Regions from separate parts of the Homo sapiens genome. Here region 2 is linked to region 1. Evidence: chromatin loops called from intact Hi-C (ENCODE). Cell type or tissue: HCT116. All regions are shown on one strand. Links, peaks and the distances in the headings refer to the core of each region. The heading gives the core; the rest is flanking DNA.

Region 1 (8,324 bases), core at 37-8,036:
AAGAAAACAAGAATCGTTCATAATCTCACTCCCTGAAAGAGAACTCCTGTTGACATTTTGGTGTGTCTCCTTCCAGCAGTGTTTCTATGCACAGATTTCATTACTTTAAGTCAAGCTGGCATCAATTCCTACTGTTTTGTGACTGACTGGCCAATCACCAGGCATGGATCTCCCTCGTCATTTTAGGACGGAGTCACTTTCTTTGTGCCATCCTGTACAGATGGACATTTCAGTTGAAAACCCATACTGGGAGGAACAGGCTGACATTGGTAGCGTTGCCAGTGTGCCAAGTACTATAGTTCTTGGGGAGAAAGGAAGCGGAATCGCTGGCCCAGGAGTTTTGCACACACGTGTTTCAGGCTTTTGGACCATGACTCCAGGCTGGCCCACAGAAGGCCCTCGTCAGAAGAGCAGTCACAGGCCGGATGCGGTGGCTCACACCTAGAATCCCAGCCACTTTGGGAGGCCAAGGCAGGAAGATCACTTGAGCTCAGGAGTTTGAAACCAGCCTGGGCAATATAGTGAGCCCTCACCTCTACAAAAAAAAAAATTTTTTTTTTGAGACGGAGTCTCGCACTGTCACCCAGGCTGGAGTGCAATGGTGTGATCTTGGCTCACTGCAACCCCCGTCTCCCAGGTTCAAGCGATTCTCCTGTCTCAGCCTCCCGAGTAGCTGGGATTACAGGTGCACGTTACCATGCTCAACTAATTTTTTGTACTTTAGTGGAGACGGGGTTTCACTGTGTTGCCCAGGTTGGTCTCAAACTCCTGAGCTCAGGCAATCCACCCCCCTCAGCCTCCCAAAGTGCTAGGATTACAGGTGTGAGCCATTGCACCTGGCCAAAAAAAATTTTTTTTTAATTAGCCAGGCATGGTGGCTCACACCTATAGTCCCAGCTCCTCAGGAGGCTGAGGTGGGAGGAACACTTGCATGGCCTGGAAGGTCAAGGCTGCAGTGAGCTGTGATCATGCCACTGCACTCCAGCCTGGGCAGCAGAGCGAGACCCTTTCTCCAAAAAAAAAAAAAAAAAGGCCAGGCATGGTGGCTCACGCCTGTAATCCTAGCACTTTGGGAGGCCAAGGCGGGTGGTCAGGAGTTCAAGACCAGCCTGGCCAACAGCAAAATGATGCTCTAACCAAAAATTAGCTGGGCATGGTGGCATGCACCTGTAGTCCCAGCTACTCGGGAGGCTGAGGCAGGAGAATCATGTGAACCCAGGAGGCAGAGGTTGCAGTGAGCCGAGATTGCACCACTGAACTCCAGCCTGGGCGACAGAGTGAGACTCCGTCTCAAAAAAAAAAAAAACAAAGAAAAAAGGGCTGGACATGGTGGTTCACGCCTATAATCCCAGCACTTTGGGAGGCCAAGGCAGGTGGATCACTTGAGGTCAGGAGTTCGAAACCAACCTGGCCAACATAGTGAAACCCTGTCTCTACCAAAAATACAAAATTTAGGCCGGGCGCGGTGGCTCACGCCTATAATCCCAGCACTCTGGGAGGCTGAGGTGGGTGGATCACGAGGTCAGGAGATCGAGACCATCCTGGCTAACACGGTGAAACCCCGTCTCTACTAAAAAATACAAAAAAATTAGCCGGGTTTGGTGGTAGGCGCCTGTAGTCCCAGCTACTCGGGAGGCTGAGGCAGGAGAATGGCGTGAACCAGGGAGGCGGAGCTTGCAGTGAGCCGAGATCATGCCACTGCACTCCAGCCTGAGCGACAGAGCAAGACTCTGTCTCAAAAGAAAAAAAAATGCAAAAATTAGCTGGGTGTGGTGGCACACCCCTGTAGTCTCAGTTACTCAGGAGGCTGAGGCAGGAGAATCGCTTGAACCCAGGAGGCAGAGGTTGCAGTGAGTGGAGATTGCACCAGTGCACCCCAGCCTGGGCAACAGAGCGAAACTCCGTCTCACAAAAAAAAAAAAAAAAAAAAAAAAAAAAAAAACCAGGTCACACGTGCTTCTGTTCCCAGGGTGCCTCTCCCCTCTTCCCCACAGGCTGGGTCTCTGCTCCTTGCTGAGGTCTCCAGCTTTCTGCTCCTCCTAATCTGGGTCCCTTGTGCCTCCCTCATGTGCTTGTGCCTTTATCCTCTCCAAGGGAACCTTGTTGTGCAGCCTGCCAGTGGGATGCAGGGCCAGCTGTCCCTTCTCCCTGGCATCCTGCCAGCCTATCATGGTTGGTCACTAGGATTCTCCAGTGGGAGGAAACCTCAGACAAGAAAAGACACACTCCCCACCCTCAGCATCCACAGTGACCTTGATTTCTTTTCCTGCAGGTCATTTGAACCAATTCTCCGCCTCCTTCCCCAGGGAATCTCTCCTGTCAGCCAGCACTGGGCAACCTGGGCCCTGTATAACCTCGTGTCTGTCTACCGTGAGTGCCAACTTGTCCTGGGTTCAGACACTCATCCAGCTGAAAGCAGATGTGCCCTCAGGGAGTTTGTAGTCCAGGAGGGGGGCATTAATTGCTGCTGTCAGCTTTTGTGCCTCAGAGCAGAACCCTCCACTTTCCAGCGTTTGTGGGACACCCAGCTTAAGGGCTCACTCCTGCCTCATCACCAGAAGCAGGCCTGGCAGGCGAAATACCTGTGCAGAGTTCCTAGACAGCTTTCTTAATGCTTCCCGCTTCCATGTGCAGGAACAGTCCAAAATCTCCATGCCTGCTGGGCTCAGTGGTGCACACCAGCTATTCAGGAGGCCGAGACAGGAGAATTGCCTGAGGTCTGGAGTTTCCAGCTGCAATGACCTATGATCATGCCTGTGAATAGCCATTGCACTCCGGCCTGAGCAACATAGTGAGACCCCCATCTCCAGAAGTAAAATAAAAGTCTCCATGCTGTCTGCATGAAAAAAAAAAAAAACACATACCATCAGCTGGTTCCAACCTGGCAGGTCACCAGAATCACCTGGTAAAAATACAGATAAATCTTAGTCCTTGGATTTGTTGAAAAAGAATATCCAGAGACAGGGCTTAGAAATCTATATTTTTACAGAAATTCCTCAAAGGATCACCATCTTTAGGAGCCACTGGTTTCACTGGTTTGGGTGACATCTTCCATAGAATGAGCGCTGGAGGCCAGGCATAGTGGCTCACACCTGTAATCCCAGCACTTAGGGAGGCTGAGGTGGGAGGATTGTTTGAGCCCAAGAGGTTGAGACCAGCACAGGCAACACAGCGCAACCCTGTCTCTACTTAAAAAAAAAAAAATTAGTCCGGGTGCAGTGGCTCATGCCTGTAATCCTAGCACATTGGGAGGCTGAGACGGGCAGATCATTTGAGGCCAAGAGTTTGAGACCACCCTGGCCAACATAGTGAAACCCCGTCTCTACTAAAAATACAAAAATTAGCTGGGCTTGATGGCACGTGCCTGTAGTCCCAGCTACTAGGGAGGCTGAGACAAAATAATCGTTTGAACCCAGGAGGCAGAGGTTGCAGTGAGCTCAGATCGTGCCACTGCACTCCAGCCTGGGTGACAGAGTGAGACTCTGTCTCAAAAAAAAAATTATATCTATTATATATATATATATATTTTTTTTAAGATTTTATATATATATATATATATTTTTTTTTTTTTTTTTTGAGACGGAGTTTTGCTCTGTCGCCCAGGCTGGAGTGCAGTGGCGCGATCTCGACTCACTGCAAGCTCCGCCTCCCGGGTTCACGCCATTCTCCTGCCTCAGCCTCCCGTGTAGCTGGGACTACAGGCGCCCGCCACCATGCCTGGCTAATTTTTGTATTTTTAGTAGAGACGGGGTTTCACCGTGTTAGCCAGGATGGTCTCGATCTCCTGACCTCGTGATCCGCCCGTCTCGGCCTCCCAAAGTGCTGGGATTACAGGCGTGAGCCACCGTGCCCGGCCATATATATATATATTTTAAGATTATATATTTTATATATATATATATATAATTTTTTTTTAAAAAAAAGAATGAGCTCTGGAAATAAATGCAGCAACTTCAAACCAAGGAGTCACCTCTTGCCTCCCCTACATGGACGCAGAACTCCCACCCATGGGGCTGGGCCCACGTCTTGCCCCCATTTCTAGCACTGCCCCCACCAAGGGCTGTGCCTTCACACCCCCGACACCAGGATAGTCCTCACAGACAGGGTGGGTTTCTGGGCCTCGGGCTGATAAGAAGACCCATCCTGATCCTCTGCTGTCTGCTCCTATCCCACAGCGGACAAGTACTGCCCTCTGCTGATCAAAGAAGGGGGGATGCCCCTTCTGAGGGACATAATTAAGATGGCGACCGCACGGCAGGAGACCAAGGAAATGGCCCGGTAAGAGACCAGCAGTGTGTTTCTGCCTGGAACCTTGGTTTAGGGGAGTAAGGGCATAGCGGGCGCCCTCTGGAGGTTAGGAATGGCTGAAATTCCCAGGGACAGCTTAGAGTTGAGTATGGAGGTTGACAGTGTATTGATGTCCACCTGGGGCCTCTCCAAATGTCATCTCGACCACATTGTGGCTGGAAATTAGATGACCAAGCTCGGAACGGAGCATCAGGGCCCTCGTTTGTAAGCTTAGTTTTCTTTTATTCCCAACAAATTCCATCCTTTTATCACTGGGTATTAGCAAGTCAGGTCAGAACTATTCATTATTTTTGGCCAAAGACATTCCCACTAAAGAAGGGACACAGTGTGGTAAAATACATTCTAGAGATAAGATGAGGCAGAGTGCGAGTGAGTTTGCTGAATGTGAAGATCACAAACATGGTGGAGTCTCGGCCTTCCGTGGCTCTGTGGCTTTCACTGCAGCATCTAAAATGTCACCGCCTCCAGTTCTCGAGTTGATCAGGACACGAGAGACTCTCAGGGATGCGACGTGTCGAAATCGTCGAACGACCTTGTTTTCTCCAGGATTCATTCTAGAAGGGAGAACAGTCAAGCTGACCCGAGCACACTTTTTCATGGCTCTGTATAGAGCAAAAGTTCACATGGAGGAGGGGCCTGAAACTCAGAGGCTCCTCAGCCAGCCACTTCCTGGGCCAGGGGAGGGAAGTGTCAGCTGGTTCTGCTATTATATCTGGCCAAAGGCGCTACTGGCCAGGCGAAGTGGCTCACACCTGTAATCCTAGCACTTTGGGAGGCTGAGGTGGGTGCATCACTTGAGGTCAGGAGTTCGAGACCTGGCTAACATGGTAAAACCCCGTCTCTACTAAAAATACAAAAATTAGCTCGGCGTGGTGGTACGTGCCTGTAATCCCAGCCACTTGGGAGGCTGAGGCAGGAGAATCACTTGAATCCAGGAGGCAGAGGTTGCAGTGAGCCGAGATGGTGCCACTGCACTCCAGCCTGGTCAACAGAGCGAGACTCTGTCTCAAAAAAATAAAATTTAAAAATAAATGGACGGGGCCCACCCCTAGGTTTTCTTTTCCAGTACATCCGGGAGGTGGGAGGTGGCCCTGGAATTTTCATGGTTAACAAGGATTCCCGGGAAATTTGAGAAGCACTGGGTAAGACTGACCAGTTACCTACCACAGTCACTTTGAACATTTCTCCAAGGCCTGTGATGGGAATCTGAGGCACTGGCCTGTCTGACAGCAAGGAGTAAATGACCCTGGACAATGCTTAGGAGAAGGCCCTCGGCCTGTCCACTGACCTCTCTCCCACTCTGGGTATTTGTTTCCTAAAAGGTATTGGGGCATCCCTTTAACACACAGAGGCTGCAGTGAAGCCCCCAAACCACAGGCTTGGTGTTGAATGGGCAAGCTGTCCGGGGTCCAAGGTGACAACCAACAGTGATGGGTGGCAGGGGTCAGGCTGGGGCGGGCGAGACTCGAAATCTGAGCTGGAGTGCTGAGCCCTGGCTGCCACAGGGTAGTGGGGGCCCTTGTGCGAGCACAGCTGCCCCTGCCCGACCCTGGACCTGCCACTGGATCCGGGCCTCTAGGGGAATCTGATGTGCAGTCAGTTTGGGGACCACTGGTGGACTTCTGGAAAGAGAAGGGTCTAGTGTGCAGGGAAAATGAAGAAGAGGTCGCTAAAGAAACTTCCAAAGGGTTTTGGAGGTCGGGCCTGAGCTGATTTGGGGACCCCCTATCCACAGATGCCCTGGGACTGGGGGTGGGAGAAGAGGGGCATGGAAAGGAAGGAAGCGGAGGATGGCTGGTGATGGCATTCACGGCCACAGGTGCCATTCCCTGAGTCCCCTGCACATGCCAGCCACTCTGCCAGCCCCTCTGTCCACATCATTCGGTCAGCATCACCATCACTATGAACACGTGTTTACCCAGCTGCCTAATGATCTCGGAGGGGCTGGGCTCACCCCCACCCAAGCCCACCCTCCAATCCTGTCTCCCCCATTGTCTCCAGCAAGGTGATTGAGCACTGCAGTAACTTTAAAGAGGAGAACATGGACACGTCTAGATAGAGGCCTCCGTCCCCATGGCCGCCACCGCTCTGGACCACAGGCGGGGAGGAAGCATGCTCAAGCAGCCCAGCGGGCGGGCCCCTTCCGAGGGAGCCTCCCACGGAGTGAAGAGACATGGGGGACTTTTGCACAACCGACGCTTTTCCTTAATGTTAGTGAGATATATATATATTATATATATATATTTTTTTTTTGGTTAGGAAGTGTGAAGTTTTGTGTGTATGATTTCTGTGCAAAAACAAAAGCAACACTCCTGAGTCCTTGCAGCTTCCTTGGCCATTCTCAAACCCACTCAGCCTTCATCGCTGACACACACACTCCTACCCCAACCAGACTAAATGCCTATAACGCTGTGAGTGTCCAGTCCTTGTCCAGGAAACTCAGATCCCGGCCTGGCTTCCTTTCATGAGAGGAGCAGGCCTTGGACAGCGTATCGAGCATCCTGACCCACTGCCCCTGCCTGAGAACGCCATCTCGGCTCCCGGGCACAGCTGATGGGGTTTGGGGATTAGAACTTACCCCACTGGGTCTCCCAAAAGCCTTGGTGCTCCCGGCTGTGGGCCATCTGGGGCAGGAAAGTGAGCCATTCCTAGGCTGAGGTCCAGGCAGCCCTGCCCCTGAAGACCCTCTAGGAGCAGGGCACCCAGTGGCCCTGCTGCTGTCCAGCCAGGCCTGCCTGAGGCCACGCTGCTATGGAGGCTGCCTCCTAGTCTCCCACCAGGTCCCAGGCTGTGGAAAGCCCCAGCCCAGGGATGGTCAGAACTCAGGGGCAGATTCCACTGCCCCTTCTGCCAAACACATCCAGAACCTGCCCTCAGCCCTGGAAGCTAGCATCTTCTGGGGCCAGGGGCTTGCTTCCTCGCTCCATAGCCCTCAACTGCCCAGGCGCTCCCACCAGCAGAACTGAGCCTGCCTCCTCCTCCCAGCCTGCCCCGCTGCCCAGAGGACCCCACGCCTCTCAGAGGCAGAGGTCCCATGACAGCCTTTGACCCACAACGGCCACACAGCCGCCTCCAGACCAGCACTCGGACTGCCCTGCAGTGGCCGCTTGGGCCTCCCTGGCGGTCCCGCCCTGCCCTAGGCTTTACCTTGGAAGCCTGAGAGGCGCCGGCTCTCTTGCTCCTCCATCGATGGACACTGCATTGCTTCTCATCGGACACTTGTGGAGCGCAGGGGCCTGGGGAGCAGCGCTAACCCTGGAGGCAGCCTTTGGGTGATGGCTTTTTCTTCCCTTTTCCTCCCGCGGGCCTGTTTTCAGGTGTTCCTAGCATTTCTGCCTCCAGGCAGGACGGCAGGGGTGAGCAGCTTTGGGAGAGACACCTGGCCTTTTTCTCCTGGAGCCTCTCCCTCCCGGCCCTGGGAAGTGGGCGCAGCCCTGTGTTCCCCCAGCTTGGCAGATGGGCTGCATGCGGCGCTCCCTTCCTTCCCACGCTCAGCGGCCCCGGCCAGACCCTGGCAGACTTCACACCTCATTGCTTTACCCCCTGGGGCCTGGGGAAATGTCTGTACTTTGGGAAGTCACAGAAATACATTTTTGTGCAAAATGGAAAACAGAGCGTCTTTTTTTGTGGAGGGGATTGCTAGCCTGGCTTCCAGGCTCTGGAGCAGGGCTTGAGCCACCCCTGGCAGGGGGGCTGCAGTGTAGGTAGTTCTGTGGTAGGGAGGGGTGCGTTTGGTGGGTTAAAGGGCTGCAGGCTGGGGACAGGTGGCAGGGGACTGAGCTGGAGTACCTGTTTCCTATGTGTTCTCTTCACATCCCTGTGCCCACTGAGGACACAGCTGGCAACCAGACCAACAGGGTGCCTGCCTAAGATGGCTCAGCCTGATGGGGGAGACAGATGGCAAATAGAAGATTACAACTCTGTGCCACCATCAGGGAGAAGGCAGCGGAGGAGGTGCCTCCTGCCAGTGGATGGGAGTGGGCAGGCGGATCAGGGAAGCTTGGAGTCCGCTGGGC
Region 2 (8,324 bases), core at 127-8,126, 190 kb before region 1:
ACTAAACAAAATACAAAAAATTAGCCGGGTGTGGTGGCGGGCGCCTGTAGTCTCAGCTACTCCAGAGGCTGAGGCAGGAGAATGGCGTGAGCCCAGGAGGCGGAGCTTGCAGTGAGCCGAGATCGCGCCACTGCACTCCAGCTTGGGTGACAGAGCGAGACTCCGTCTCAAAAAAAAAAGAAAAAGAAAAACAAAAAACTGACCTCCTCAATTCTTGGAGGCTTCAGCCAGAGGCTGAATCTTATAGCAGTTAGGACACAGATTCTGGAGCTGAAATCCTTGGGTTTAAATCCTGGCTCTAGGATGGGTGCTGTGGCTCATGCTTGTAATCCTAGCACTTTGGGAGGCCAAGGCGGGTGGATCACCTAAGGTCAGGAGTTCGAGACAGCCTGGCCAACATGGTGAAACCACGTCTCTAATAAAAATCCAAAAATTAGCAGGACGTGGTGGCACACGCCTGTAATCCCAGCTACTCTGGAGGCTGAGGAAGGAGAATCACTTGAATCCAGGAGGTGGAGATTGCAGTGAGCTGAGATCACGCCACTGCACTCCAGCCTGCATGACAGGAGCGAAAATATATCTCAAACAAAACAAAAAAATCCTGGCTCTATTGCAGTGGTCTGGAACCAAACCTGAATTATCTCTGAGACATGCCTGTACATGTGTTATCTTACTCAGCCTCCCAAAACCCAGAGAGGTAGGGTCTACTATAATCTCCATTTTATAGAAGAAGAAATTGAGGTGCCTTTTTTTTTTTTTTTTTGAGACAGAGTCTCGCTCTGTCGCCCAGGCTGGAGTGCAGTGACCCAATCTCGGCTCACTGCAAGCTCCGCCTCCCGGGTTCACGCCATTCTTCTGCCTCAGCCTCCCGAGTAGCTGGGACTACAGGTGCCCGCCACCACACCCAGCTAATTTTTTGTATTTTTAGTAGAGATGGGGTTTCACTGTGTTAGCCAGGATGGTCTCGATCTCCTGACCTTGTGATCCCCCCGCCTCGGCCTCCCAAAGTGCTGGGGTTACAGGCGTAAGCCACTGCACCCGGCCGAGGTGCTTTTTTTGTTTGTTTTTTTCTTTTTTTTTTTGAGACGGAGGTTCACTCTTGCCCAGGCTGGAGTGCATTAGCGCGATCTTGGCTCACCTCAACCTCCATGTTGGTCAGGCTGGTCTTGAACTCCTGACCTCAGGTGATCTGCCCACCTCAGCCTCCCAAAGTGCTGGGATTACAGGCATGAGCCACCATGCCAGGGTTTGTTTTTTTTTTTTTAAAAAGACAGTGTCTCATTTTGTTGGCCAGGCTGGAGTGAATGGTGCAATGGGATCACGGCTCACTGTAGCCTTGACTTCCTGAGCTCAGGTGATCCTTCCACCTCAGCCTCCTAAGTAGCTAGAACTACAAGTTCACACCACCATGCCTAATTTTTTTTTTTTTTTTGAGACAGGGTTTCACTCTGTCCCCCAGGCTGGAGTCCAGTGGCGCAATCTTGGCTCACTGCAACCTCCATCTCCTGGGTTCAAGCTATCCTCCTGTCTCAGCCTCCCAAGTAGCCAGGATTACACACGTGCATCACCACTCTCAACTAATTTTCTTGGATTTTTGGTAGAGATGGGGTTTTGCCATGTTGCTCAGGCTGGTGTTGAACTCCTGGGCTCAAATGATCTGCCTGCCTTGGCCTCCCAAAGTGCTGGGATTACGGGTATGAGCCACCATGCCCGGCCACGACTAATTTTTTTTTTTTTTGTATTTTTTGTAGAGACAGGGTTTCACCATGTTGCCCAGGCTGGTCTCAAACTCCTGAGCTCAAGTGATTTGTCCACTGCCTTGGCCTTGCAAAGTGCTAGGATTATAGGCTTGAGCCACCATGCCTGGATGGTAAAAATATTAAAGGTAATGATGCTAAGCATATGTCAAATATTTTACTGAATTCGTTATTTCATGAGGGAACCAGTAAGATGTTACAACTGGTTCAAAGGAGAATTCCAAGAATTACACACACACGTATGTAGATACTAAGGAAACTGAAATGAATTTTTTTTTTTTTGAGATAGAATCTCGCTCTGTCACCCAGGCTGGAGTGCAGTGGCACAATCTCAGCTCACTGCAAACTCTCCCTTCAGGGTTCAGGCGATTCTCCTGCCTCAGCCACCCAAGTAGCTGGGACCGCCGGCGCCTGCCACCATGCCCAGCTAATTTTTGTATTTTTGGTAGAGACCGGGTTTCACCATGTTCCCTAGGCTAGTCTTGAACCCTTGACCTCCAGCGATCTGCCTGTTTCAGCCTCCCAAAGTGCTGGGATTACAGGTATAAGCCACCACTCCTGGCCCTTGAAATGAATTTAGAGATAGATGCAAACTGTTTTTTGTTTTGTTTTGTTTTTTTGAGACAGGGTCTTTCTTTATCACCCACCCAGACTGGAGTGCAGTGGCATGATTATAGCTCACTGCAGCCTCAACCTCCTGGCCCCAAGTGATCCTTCTGCCTCAGCCTCCCATGTAGCTGGGACCACAGGCATATACCACCATGCCCAGCTAATTTAAAAAAATTTTTTTGTAGAGACAGGTCTCACTTTGTTGACCAGGCTGTTTGCGAATTCCTGGGCTCAAGCGATCCTCCCTGCTTGGCCTCCCAAACTGCTGGGATTACAGGCATGAGCCACCACACCCAGCTGCCCAACTGTTCTATCCACAGGGCAATAATTGCATTCCCCAGGACCCAGTTCATGGTAACGTGATTGGAACAGAGTGGTACTGACCCCCTACTTGGACAAGTATCATGTGCATTATTATCAGTTTTATCCAACTTACAGTGTTGTAAAATAACTCAAACAAGGAAAGCTGGAGGTAACCCAAGAAAATGAAACAGGACGCCCACTGATCTTTTTTTTTCTCACAGTATCAAGAGTGAATATTGAGGATGTTACTGAGTGCTGGGCACCATGCCAAGCTCTTTTCTTTGCATGCATTATAAACCAAGATATATCAGTTTTTTGTTTTTGTTTTTGTTTTTTTTTGAGACAGGATTCTTGCTCTGTTGCCCAGGCTGGAGTGCAGTGGCATGATCTTGGCCCACTGCAACCTCCACTTCCTGGGTTCAAGCGATTCTCCTGTCTCAGCCTCCCAAGTAGCTGGGATTACAGGTATGCATCACCTGGCCCAGCTAATTTTTGTATTTTTAGTAGAAACAGGGTTTCACCATGTTGGCCAGGCTAGTCTCAAACTCCTGACCTCAGATGATCCACCCACCTCGGCCTCCCAAAGTGCTGGGATTACAGGCGTGAGTCACTGCGCCCGGCCAATATATCAGCTTTATTCTCACTTTCTTCCCACCCCACAACCCATTAGTCTCTGAAGGCAGCTTGGAGGGCACAGGATTCGGCCCTTCTTACTCCTAGGAACCCTTGAGTGGCCTGCCTGTCTCTGGCTGCAGGAGCTGTCTCTGCTTCCCCCAGTATCCCCCCGAATGGAAGGCAGCTGTGCAGCAAATGAGACCAGCTTTTTGGAAGAAACTGTCATTCCTTAACTGGTTCTTTTTCCTTCTCAAGACCCCATTCTTCCCATTCCCTGGGATGGCTTCCGGCTGTTGTATTTCTGCTAATGCCCACCAGATGGCAGGTGCTCCTCGGCGTGAGTGCCAGGATCTCACCTGGCCCAGGCGCAAGCAGGCTCATAATAAACTCTGACTAGGAAGGGTCAAGAGAACGGTGTGGGAGACCCCAGAGTCTTCAATTTACCCATTGCAAACTGTACTGGGTCCTATCATGTGACCTATTCGGTCACTGGGGGGAGAAAATCTGAGTTCCTAGTCTCATGGGGGATAGTTACACAGGTGGGGGTCATCCAGACCACTGTGCTCATTCCAGGTGGCTGGCCACAAAGTGGCCTTCGGTGACCAGAGAACAGCCGGAAAACAGAAAGTAAAGCCAAGCTGGGAACAGCAGGGACTTGGTATCAGACAGATCTGGGTTGAAATCCTGACTCTGTCCACTACTAACTGTGTGGCTTGGGGCAAGTGATCTGAACCTAATTTTCCCCAACTGTCTAATGGGGGGATAATAATAGCCTGTAATTTCAGCACTTTGGGAGACTGAGGCTGGTGGATCACCTGGAGATCAGGAGTTCAAGACCAGCCTGACCAACATGATGAAACCCTGTCTCTACTAAAAATACAAAAATTAGCCGGGCCTGGTGGCGCATGCCTGTAAGTGCAGCTACTCAGGAGGCTGAGGCAGGAGAATCACTTGAACCCGGGAGGCGGAGGTTGCAGTGAGCTGAGATCGCGCCACTGAATTCCAGACTGAGCAACAGAGTGAGATTCTGTTTTAAAAGAAAAAAGAAAAAAAAAAAGGACAATAAAGCCTACTTGATAACTTCCCAGTGAGGAGCGAGGGAAAGGTGTGTAAGGGGCTTGGCCTGACACCCTGGAGCCTTGGGATCCTCCCTTCCACGATGCTGCTCTGGCCGGGGACCAAGCCCTCCCTCAAAAGCCACATCCCATCCTCATGTGCCCCAGACACCTACCTGGGCTCGAAGCTGCTCCTCTTCCTGGGTGGAGAATTCTGTGCGGCAGTGGAGAGGAACATCCATTTCAGCCACTATCTCGCCAATCCTTTGTTGCATGGCCACACACTCTTCCGCAGACAAGAATCCTTCCAGCACCAGGAATCCATCCTGTTGGAACTGCAGGCAGGCTTGAGACTCAGGCTTCCCCAGTCTGCAAATGCTCCTGTCTGACCCTTCCCTCAACCTTGCAGCTGTGTGAAGGTGGGACCAGGTATCTTGTTTGCTGCCCTGTCCCCAACCCCAGGCATGGAGTCTGGCACCCAGCAAAGAGCAATCAATATTGGCTGCTTGAATGGAAGAACAAGTAGTGAGGCCGGGTGCAGTGGCTCATGCCTCTAATCCCAGCACTTTGAGAGGCTGAGGCGGGCAATAACTTGAGGTCATGAGTTTGAGACCATCCTGGCTGGTCTCAAACCAGCCAGGGCATGGTTAGCTGGGCATGGTGGTGCATGCCTGTAGTCCCAGCTACTTGGGAGGCTGAGGCAGGAGAATCACTTGAACCCAGGAGGCGGAGGTTGCAGTGAGCCGAGATCTCACCACTGCACTCCAGCCTGAGCAACAGATGAGACTCCACCTCGAAAAAAAAAAAAAAAAAAGAAAGAAAAAGAAAAAGGAAGCTGGGCACAGTGGCTCACGCCTGTAATCCCAGCACTTTGGGAGGATCACTTAAGGTCGGGAGTTCCAGACCAGCCTGACCAACATGGTGAAACCCCATCTCTACTAAAAATACAAAAACTTGGCCAGGTGTGGTGGCGCATGCCTGTGTAATCCCAGCTCCTCGGGAGGCTGAGGCAGGAGAATAGCTTGGAGGCAGGAGAATAGCTTGAACCCAGGAGGTGGAGGTTGCAGTGAGCCGAGATCATGCCATTGCATTCCAGCCTGGGCAACAAAAGCGAAACTCCGTCTCAAAAAAAGAAAAGAAAAAGGAGCGGCAAGGGAAAGTTGTCCCTGCCCTTCCCCTCCAGGCTTGGGTCACCTGGAAACACAACCTTATTCATGTATTCAGCCAATATTGATTGAGCATCTACTGTGTCTGAGACACGGTTTTAGGAGCTAAAAGTATGGCTATAAGCAAGCCAGCCATGATGCCTGCCCTCATGGTGTCTACAGTCTAGTGAAAGAGACCGGCATTACACTAACCACACAGGTAAATTTACTGTCACAAACTTCGTGCCAGAGAGAGAGGATGAGTGTGAGTGCTGAAGGCAGAAGCAGCTAGCGTAAGCTGGCTGGGAAGGAGAAGGGTCTGGGAGCAGCAGCGCTGAGGGAGTGACATTTCAAGAGGGGACCAGCAGGATAAGGGAAGGGCATTCCAGACAGAGGGAGCAGGATATGGGAAGCCCCTGAATTTGGGAGGAACATAAGGAATTGGGAATGGATAGGGCAGAGTGAGGGGAGGGGTGGAAGAGGAGGCAGGAGGGTGGCAGGGGCTGGGCCAGGCTGGGAGCTATATTCTATCCTGAGCGCAGTGGCAGCCAGGGAGGGGAAGTAGATGGCTTCTTCTGATTTGCCTCTGGTCCTCTTATTCTGAGGCTCTTGAGAGAGAAAGGGAGGGAATGAATATCTGCACATTTGCCTGCAGAGCGTTACCAAGTTTTAGCCCCAACAGGGACACTGAAAGTCACCTACTGCTGGGCATGGTGGCTCACACCTATAATCCCAACAGTTTGGGAAGTCAAGCTGGGTGGATTGCTTGAGGTCAGGAGTCGGAGACTAGCCTGGCCAGCAAGGTGAAACCCTGTCTCTACTAAAAATACAAAAATTAGCCAGGTGCGGTGGCGGGCACCTGTAATCCCAGCTACTCGGGAGGCTGAGGCAGGAGAATCATTTGAACTCAGCAAGCAGAAGTTGCAGTGAGCTGAGATCACGCCACTGCGCTCTAGCCTAGAAGACCAAGCAAGACTTCATCTCAAAAAAAAAAAAAAGAAAGAAAAAGAAAAGAAAGTCACTTACTGCACACACCCACAAAGAGCCTAGTTTCCGGTTAAGGACACCCCTTCCGCCACCATGGGATGCTCAGTTCTGGCTTCCACACACCACTCATGACCACCCACCATGGGCCCCTCAGCTCTGCATGTTAGGAATTAATCACATCAGTATCAAGCTGAAAATTGCCTCCTTGGGAATTGGGCCAACCACAGCAACCTGTGCAACATACCCTTGATCCAGTAAATACACAAATACAGCTAGGAATTCTTTTTTTCCTTTTTTTTCTTTTTGAGACGGAGTCTCACTCTTGTTGCCCAGGCTGGAGTGCAATGGCATGATCTCAGCTCATCGCAACCTCTACCTCTCAGGGTTAAGTGATTCTCCTGCCTCAGCCTCCCGAGTAGTTGGAATTACAGGAATGCACCACCACACCTGGCTAATTTTTGTATTTTTAGTAGAGATGGGGTTTCACTATGTTGGCCAGGCTGGTCTCGAACTCCTGACCTCAGGTGATCCACTCACTTCGGACTCCCAAAATGCTGGGATTACAGGCATGAGCCACCGCACCCAGCCCTTTTCTCTTTTCTTTCCTTCTTCTTTTTTTTTTTTTTTAAGAGACAGGGTCTCTCTCTGTCACCCAGGCTGGAGAGTAGTGATGTGATCATAGCTCATTGCAGCCTTGAACTTCTGGGCTCAATCAATCCTCCTGCCTCAGTCTCCCGAGTAGCTGGGACTGCAGGTGCACACCACCACGCCTGGCTAATTTTATTTATTTTATTGTTTATTTTATTTTATTTTACTTTATTCTGAGACAGAGTCTCACTCTGTTGCCCAGGTTGGAGCGCAGTGGCGCGATCTCAGCTCACTGCAAGCTCCGCCTCCCGGGTTCACACCATTCTCCTGCCTCAGCCTCCCGAGTAGCTTGGACTACAGGCGCCCGCCACCATGCCCAGCTAATTTTTTTGTGTTTTTTAGTAGAGACGGGGTTTCACCATGTTAGCCAGGATGGTCTTGATCTCCTGACCTTGTGATCCGCCCACTTCGGCCTCCCAAAGTGCTAGGATTACAGGCATGAGCCACTGCGCCCGGCCTGTTTATTTTATTTTTGAGACGCAGTCTTGTTCTGTTGACCAGGCTGGAGTGCAGTGGCATGATCTCAGCTCACTGCAAACTCTGCCTTCGGGGTTCAAGTGATTCTCCAGCCTCAGCCTTCTGAGTAGCTAGGATTACAGGTGTGCGCCACCACGCCCAGCTAAATTTTTGTATTTTTAGTAGAGACAGGGTTCCGCCATGTTGGCCAGGCTAGTCTCCAACTCCTGACCTCAGGTGATCCGCCTGCCTTGGCCTCCCAAAGTGCTGGGATTACAGAGGTGAGCCACCGCGCCTGGCCAGTTTTATTTTTTTTTAGAGAAGGAGTCTTGCTATATTGCCCAAGCTGGTCTTGAACTCCTGTGCACAAGCGATCCTCCCACCTTGGCATCACAAAGTGGATTGGGATTACAGACGTGAGCCACAGCTAGGAATTGTTTTAGGAGGATTACGCAATAGGGGATCAAAGATATACATATACATATGGGGATATTCACTGAGCCTTGTTTCATGACAGAACCAAGTGGGGAGTAATCTAAATGCTCAGCGCAAGGGGATTAGTTTAACAAAGTATAGTTTATCTATCTGGAACACAGTATAGCTGATAAAAATCATGTAGAAACATATTTCCTCTCAAAGATTGGCTATACATGATTATCTGGCCATTGTGAGAACTTGACCAAGTAAGTGCCCTCCTTTCTCTGGCCCTCGGGCTACCAAACGGGGATAGCAGTACAGCCTCCTTTATT

The links. Peaks named below come from ENCODE experiments on the same cell type or tissue, not always from the same donor. Only the 100,000 strongest peaks of a DNase experiment are listed, where the experiment ranks them.
Region 2: a loop joins it to region 1, with 11 times the contacts of the local background. A loop is called at or near these places in 10 of 110 quality-filtered maps.

What each region holds. Positions count from the first base shown.
Region 1 is chr9:128,729,380-128,737,703 of GRCh38, reverse strand. ZER1 (zyg-11 related cell cycle regulator) reads left to right here. Exons shown (of 16, transcript NM_006336.4): 14 at 2,273-2,370; 15 at 4,176-4,278; 16 at 6,310-7,918. The coding sequence ends at 6,367. It overlaps ZDHHC12-DT (ZDHHC12 divergent transcript), which reads right to left. Exons shown (of 2, transcript NR_046240.1): 2 at 4,461-4,862. Among named protein-coding and RNA genes, the nearest start is that of ZDHHC12-DT, 9.1 kb to the right of the region's middle. RefSeq lists enhancers at 4,510-5,010, 5,011-5,511, 7,305-8,136, 8,137-8,324. In HCT116, for the core only: CTCF peaks have their summits at 4,096 and 4,301 (motif pointing left); a DNase peak (open chromatin) is centred at 4,283; H3K27ac peaks cover 298 bases.
Region 2 is chr9:128,923,388-128,931,711 of GRCh38, reverse strand. PHYHD1 (phytanoyl-CoA dioxygenase domain containing 1) reads right to left here. Exons shown (of 13, transcript NM_001100876.2): 4 at 4,516-4,674. Among named protein-coding and RNA genes, the nearest start is that of PHYHD1, 6.6 kb to the right of the region's middle. RefSeq lists a silencer at 108-402. In HCT116, for the core only: a CTCF peak has its summit at 3,603 (motif pointing right); a DNase peak (open chromatin) is centred at 3,611.